Regions from separate parts of the Mus musculus genome. Here region 1 is linked to region 2. A link is a loop called in an ENCODE intact Hi-C map of the cell type or tissue named here. Cell type or tissue: heart. All regions are shown on one strand. Each heading gives the region's core, and the rest is flanking DNA. Links, peaks and the distances in the headings are about the cores only. Region 1 has its middle 44 kb from the start of Mgmt. Region 2 holds the start of Ebf3 (early B cell factor 3).

Region 1 (2,906 bases), core at 280-2,779, 460 kb before region 2:
GAAGCCCACAGATATTTATTCTTTGCATTTTAACAAGGGGCTGGGGGGGGGGTGTTGATGAGTCCTGTGGATACAGCTATGCAGAGTTAGGACTTTCCATATCACAAAACAGCTAATTTCCTCGGACTTAAGTTGATTTTCCATCACTTGTCCGGGCATCACAGGGCCACAGACACTGCGATACGACACTAGAGCCCGTGAGAACCAACGCAAACACGTCAGTCTCCTGGCGCTGAACAATTTCCTTTTATGACTTCATACCTCATCAGAGAGCATCTCCCTGCTTTTATTAAGCTGGTTTGTGCATTGCATTCCATCAGGGACCCTGGGTGAGGAGAGAAACCCAACACAGCGGTGCTAGTGTGAGTTCATCTTGCTTTCCCTGGAATAAAAAATAATCACATTTGCAACTAGATCTAAGAGAAAGTTCATTAATAAATGCTATAATAATAATAATAATAATAATAATAATAATGCTAATGACATGTCCACAACCTGAAAAATAGGAATCAACATTTTTAAATTCTCAAATTTAGCAATTGTGTGTACTCTTCAACTATCTTTTTATTATTTTATTCTTTGAAAATTTCATATATGTATCCAATGAAACACAATGACATCCATTTCATGTTTTCCCTTCTAATTTTCCCTATACCTTTGCCCCCAGTACAACAGAGTCTCATTACTAATCAAAGGAATGAAAATAACAGACTGAGTGTTCAGTTCTAAGTGGGGCCTCTCTCTCTCTCTCTCTCTCTCTCTCTCTCTCTCACTCACTCACTCACACATGCATACACACACATACACTCACATACATACACACACTCACATACACACACACACACCAAGGTTCAGGAAATATCTCAGAAGAGGAGGAAGAAAGGACGCAAGAGCAGGATGTTGGTTGGAGTGCCATGAGGTGCCTCGTAGCCACACCCTGGCTATGACACCTCTAGGATACTGGAGGTCTCCTTTTACTTCTAGCCAACTTTTCCAAGGATAAGGGAAAATCCAGGAAGGTGATCAGTGTGTCTTTTGTACTAGCTCATGGACACGCTCAACCAGAATTATATACTGCCATTGGCAAGTTGCCACAGCTAGAAGCTGGAGACACCATGAGGAATCAAGTAGACAGGCTCCCTGCCTTGGTGGAACCTGCAGTCTGACATGGAACAAAGTGGAGAATGAGCCAGTGGGTAAATACTATTTGTAAATATCGGTAAACACAAGGTGGAGCAAGAGCCAGGGTGATTGAAGCGTCATGGTGTCTCCTGCCTTCCCTGGGACAGGTTCCACTGACCCTGTTGCTACTTCCCTAGATGAGCATTCTCTCTCATATTTGTCCTTCCAAGGGTGAACATATCTAAAAACCAAACTATAAACATAGCCAGTTTGAATACAAATAGACACTCAGTGGAATATTGTAAACCCTTGCGCTCCATCATGAATTCGTTATTAGAAGTTGCAAACAAGACATTCTCCCTAGTGGAACAGGGCTTTGAAAGTGACACAGCACAGATCTGGAGCCCTCTTCAAATCCCAGACCTGTCATTTACTGTGTGTGTGGCCTTCTACAAGCGACCTCCCCTGCCTGTGCTCTCTCTCATCTGTAAACGTGGGTGTTAGGATCCCGGGACCCATCCAGGGAAGTTGTTGCAGGAAGAAATGAAATCATTTCTAAGCAGGGCTCAGCTGGAGCCTGTAGCCTCAGCTCTGCAGGAAGGGAGTTTCCTTGTAAGTGTTGGCCTGCAGAAGGCCTGTCCCCATCCAGCTGTGGTTGCACGGAGGAGTTCAGGAGCTAACAGCTAACAGCATGGTCAAACTGGGGAAGTAGCCTGGAATGGGGAATGTGGCTGCTCACAAATAGGAGTTCATCAAGTGGTTTTTCTAGTCCTTGGCTGCTGGCGGTTCTTTCTTCTCCAGCAGCTGGCTGGGGAATGTGACCTCTAAACCCGTGCCAGTTGCCCACTTGATGGAAGCCATATTACATGCTTCCATTAAAAAAAAATGAGCACACAGGATGGGGAGATGGCCTTGTCATTAAAGAAAGCATGAGGAGATGAGTTCTGTAGAACATAAGTGAGAAGAAAAAAGCAGAGAGACTAGGCATGGTAACATGTGCTTATCAAATCATCACTGGGGAGGTGCAAATAGGCACATCCCAGGGACTCCTTGGCCAACCAGCCCAGCCTGCTTGGTACACTTGGAATGTTCTCTGACCTTTAAACATACACACATTGCACCTGCAAACACACAAATGTTCACACCGCACTTACACACATACAAACTCAACACAATGAATACAACTAGGTGTGTTGGTACTTGCCTGCAAACCAAAATTCAAAAGGCTAAGACAAGAGCATTGCAAATTGAAGGTTAGCCTGAGTTATATAGATCTCTCTGTCTCTGTCTCCCTCTCTCTTTCACACACACACACACACACACACACACACAGGTACACAAAAACAAAATCCAGGTGAACCTAAGTCTTTGGTTGGTGTCACCCTGGCTCTTCCATGGCAGCCATAGCATCCTCTCACGTCAGAGGTGAAGTATCTTCATGGATGTGCAGATTTGATAATGTGCTTTGGAGATTGATGATCACACATAGCATAGGATTATAGCATAGTCTGCAAAAGAAAAAAGCCATCGCAGAGAGCCTAGACATAATAGACACTAATCTAGATGACTTCAGAAGCCTTCTCCAGTGTCTATCACAGGAAACACAGCAGTCTAGCTTCCTCCCTCTGGGCCATGACAGACCCATTTTGACCAGATGGACCCATGGAGGGGAAAGGCCTTGTGAAGTTTCAGTTAAGAGGGATGTGTCCTACAGACAAAGTCTAGTGAGAGAGTGGAACAGAGTGAGCTCTTTGATACTGCCAGTTCAAGTATAGAAGCCGAAG
Region 2 (2,906 bases), core at 136-2,635:
GGCACCAACTGCCCCCTACTCCTGGAGAGGGAGGGTGCGATCGCCGGTGTACACTTACTTTCTCTTTCTCCACAAAGTCCACAAAAGCGGTCCTTTCGATCTCCACCGGCTGCCCCTGCCTGTCGTAGAGCGCCAGCACGAAGTGGAAGAAATTGGATTTCCGGAGGTTGGAAGGAGGCTGCTTCTCGAAGTGCGCCCGCGCCAGCCCCACGCCGCTGCAGGAGGAAAGGGACAGCGGCCCGGTGAGCAGCGCGGCGCTGGCCGGAGGAGGGGGCCGGGCCGGGCCGGGGCCAAGGCGCGCGGGGGCGGCCGGTACGTACCTCTGGGCGGCCGTGTTGGCGTCCACCACGCCTGCCGTGTGCATCCACGAGCGCACCGGGTTCATGCCGCTGCCCAGCGGCTCCTCCTTCATGGTCGTCCCCCCGCGCGGAATATTCTCCTGAATCCCAAACATGAACACTGCTGGCGGCGGCCGCGACTCCCGGCCGAAAGCGCGTCCGCGGTCGGCGGCGCTCGGGGCTCGGCGGCAGGAGGCTGCCCTGGCCGCCCTGGCCCTGCTCGGCGCCTGCGGTGCGGCCCGCCGCCGGCTTCAGCCCGTCCCGGGCAGGCGCCGCATACACCGGCGGCCGGGCGCTGCGGACGGCCGGGGACGCGGGCGGGCTGCACCGGTGGCGACGCGACGCTTCGGAGGAGCAGGGCGCGGTGGACGCGGTGGCCGCGGCGGCGCTTGTTGTTGTTGTTGTTTGCAGGCGCGCTCAACGTGGTGTCATCCTAGCCAGGCGGCGTCCGCGGCTGCAGGACACTGCGGGATCGCCCGCTTCTGGCGCGGCCCGCCTGCTCCAAAGACAAATAAACGGGGCAGTGAGTGCCGCGGCGCAGTCCCGGGCGCAGGCGGGGCGCGGCGGGGCCTGGAGCGGCGCGCGCAGCGGACGGAGGCGCACAAAACTCAGCCCTCTCTCCCCGAGGAATGGACCCTTTCCCGGGAGCCAAAACTCGAAGCCCCCGGGAGCGGCGCTGTCAGAGGGTGACGTCGGGGGGCGGCGCCTGCGCCATATATGGGAGCGGCCGCCCCTCGCCGCGCCCCTCGCCGCCGCCGCCGCCGCGCTCGCCGACTGACTGCCTGACGGCGCCGCGAGCCGGCCCGAGCCCCGCGAGCCCAGCGAGCCCCGCCGCCTCCGAGCGCCACCGAGCGCCACCACCGCCCCCGGCCACGCGCCACGGCTCCACAAGCCCAGCCGCGGCCGAGGAAGTTACCACCCGCTCAAATAAATCTCGCAAAGAAGCGAGCGCAGCCAGTGCATAAGTGCTGCTTGGCCCGTTATACCTGCCCACAAGACCTGCCACACAGTCAAAACACCGTGGGTCGGAGGAGGAGCGCCCCAAGTCGCCCACACGCATGCAATAAATACCAGGGCAGCACTGGCTCTGGGGTGTCCCAAAGAGAACAGCAGGAAGAGGCTGGAAAGGCGCGCGGGAGGAGATTCCAGGAGAGGGAGGGACAACAAGGGGCTGGGAGAAGAGGGTACCTAATGCCCCTTCTAGGGATCCACACTCCCTGCCGCCACCAGGGCAAGAGGCGCAGCTCAGTCTGATTTCTAGGCAGACCTAAGGCTGCTGAAGGGCCAGTGTGCCCACATCTGAGCCCCGCTGGGTGTCCCATGCTTTCTACCCCGGCAAAGCCTGCTGAATACAGGGCCGGGGTCCACGTCGGAGACAGGTTCCTCCAGATGCCCCCTCTCCCTCCGGTGGCCACAGGAGTTTCGGGTCCCTGGCCTGTTCTTGGGTGCGGCAGTGACAAAGAAGGCTGGGCCCTCTCTGGGCCGACGGAAAGAGCGCTCAGCCTCTCCGGCGACCCGGAGCTGGTGTCCAGCCTGTTACATGGTCCGTGCGGTGGCCAGATCTCCCCACCTCCAACCGCCTGAAAAGCAGAGCAGACACTGCGGGCGCCAGGGACCCTGCCCTCTGCGCCTCCCAGCCTGGGTGAGCGCGCGCCCTGCGGCTTCCCGACCTGGTTTCGAGGAACCGGGAGGGCAGCTGGGAGCCGGCAGCGCGTGGGCTCGGAGGCCCAGCTCGGGAGGCCCGGATTCGGTTCCCAGGCGCTCGGCCCACCCAAAGGAGATCTGTGCGACGCGCGACAGAGGCCCAAGGGACGACCTGGAGATGTCCCAGGCTCTTTCCTGCCACGAGAAATAAGGCCCTTCTGGTTTTAAAAGAAGAAGAAAAAGAAAAGGTTTCTGGGCGCAAGTGTCGCAGGGCAGCCTCTTCCCGCCGGGCCTGGGGTAGCTCTTCCTTTTTTTGTGAATTGGTGGTGTGTGTGCGTTAATATTTTAATTAATCGGGAAAATCGAAGTCCGATTTACGTTATCTGGGGACCCCCCACACGCTACTTGGAAGGGGTGAGAGAAAAGATGTGCTGGAAAGCAATCTATTTTGCTGGTGTTGGGGGTTAATGACTATTGCCAAAGATAAGTGAATTATCAAAGCTGTTGCGCCAGTCCCATCTCAAAATCCATTACGGGGCCGGCCGTCTAATTAAATACGTAAGTATAATAAAATCATATTTTATGACTATTTGAGGGTAATGAGATTAGTCTTTAGAAGCGATCGCCACATATTAAAAATGCCACTGTCTATAGAATGTTAATAACCTTAAATCAAAGTGTATGGAAACTCCTCACGATAAATTAAAAGAAAATTTCTGTATTCCTAATAAGCCCAGCATTTTCCACTTACATCAGACCCCCCATGCAAGAGGTAACACTTTGCTCCTGGAAAGACAACACAGAATAAAGTTGGCCATGGGTGGAGGGTGAGGTTGAGAGATGCTTTGTCTCTGTGTGTTCCAAAGCTTGGGAGCTCACACTGGGTGAGCGACAGGGCCAGCGTCAATGACAGAATATGCTAAA

The links. Hi-C counts contacts between places; a loop is a spot of excess contacts. Peaks named below come from ENCODE experiments on the same cell type or tissue, not always from the same donor. Only the 100,000 strongest peaks of a DNase experiment are listed, where the experiment ranks them.
Region 1: it touches region 2 in a loop (2.8-fold over the local background); 5 of 42 quality-filtered maps call a loop at or near these places.

Annotation. Positions count from the first base shown.
Region 1 is chr7:136,848,813-136,851,718 of GRCm38, forward strand. No RefSeq gene overlaps it. Among named protein-coding and RNA genes, the nearest start is that of Mgmt, 44 kb to the right of the region's middle. In heart, for the core only: no CTCF peak of the experiment used is centred there; a DNase peak (open chromatin) is centred at 1,719; H3K27ac peaks cover 105 bases.
Region 2 is chr7:137,313,460-137,316,365 of GRCm38, forward strand. Ebf3 (early B cell factor 3) reads right to left here and starts at 986. Exons shown (of 16, transcript NM_001113414.1): 1 at 321-986; 2 at 59-215. The coding sequence starts at 454. In heart, for the core only: a CTCF peak has its summit at 1,552; DNase peaks (open chromatin) are centred at 262 and 962; H3K4me3 peaks cover 2,223 bases; H3K27ac peaks cover 1,311 bases; H3K27me3 peaks cover 1,797 bases.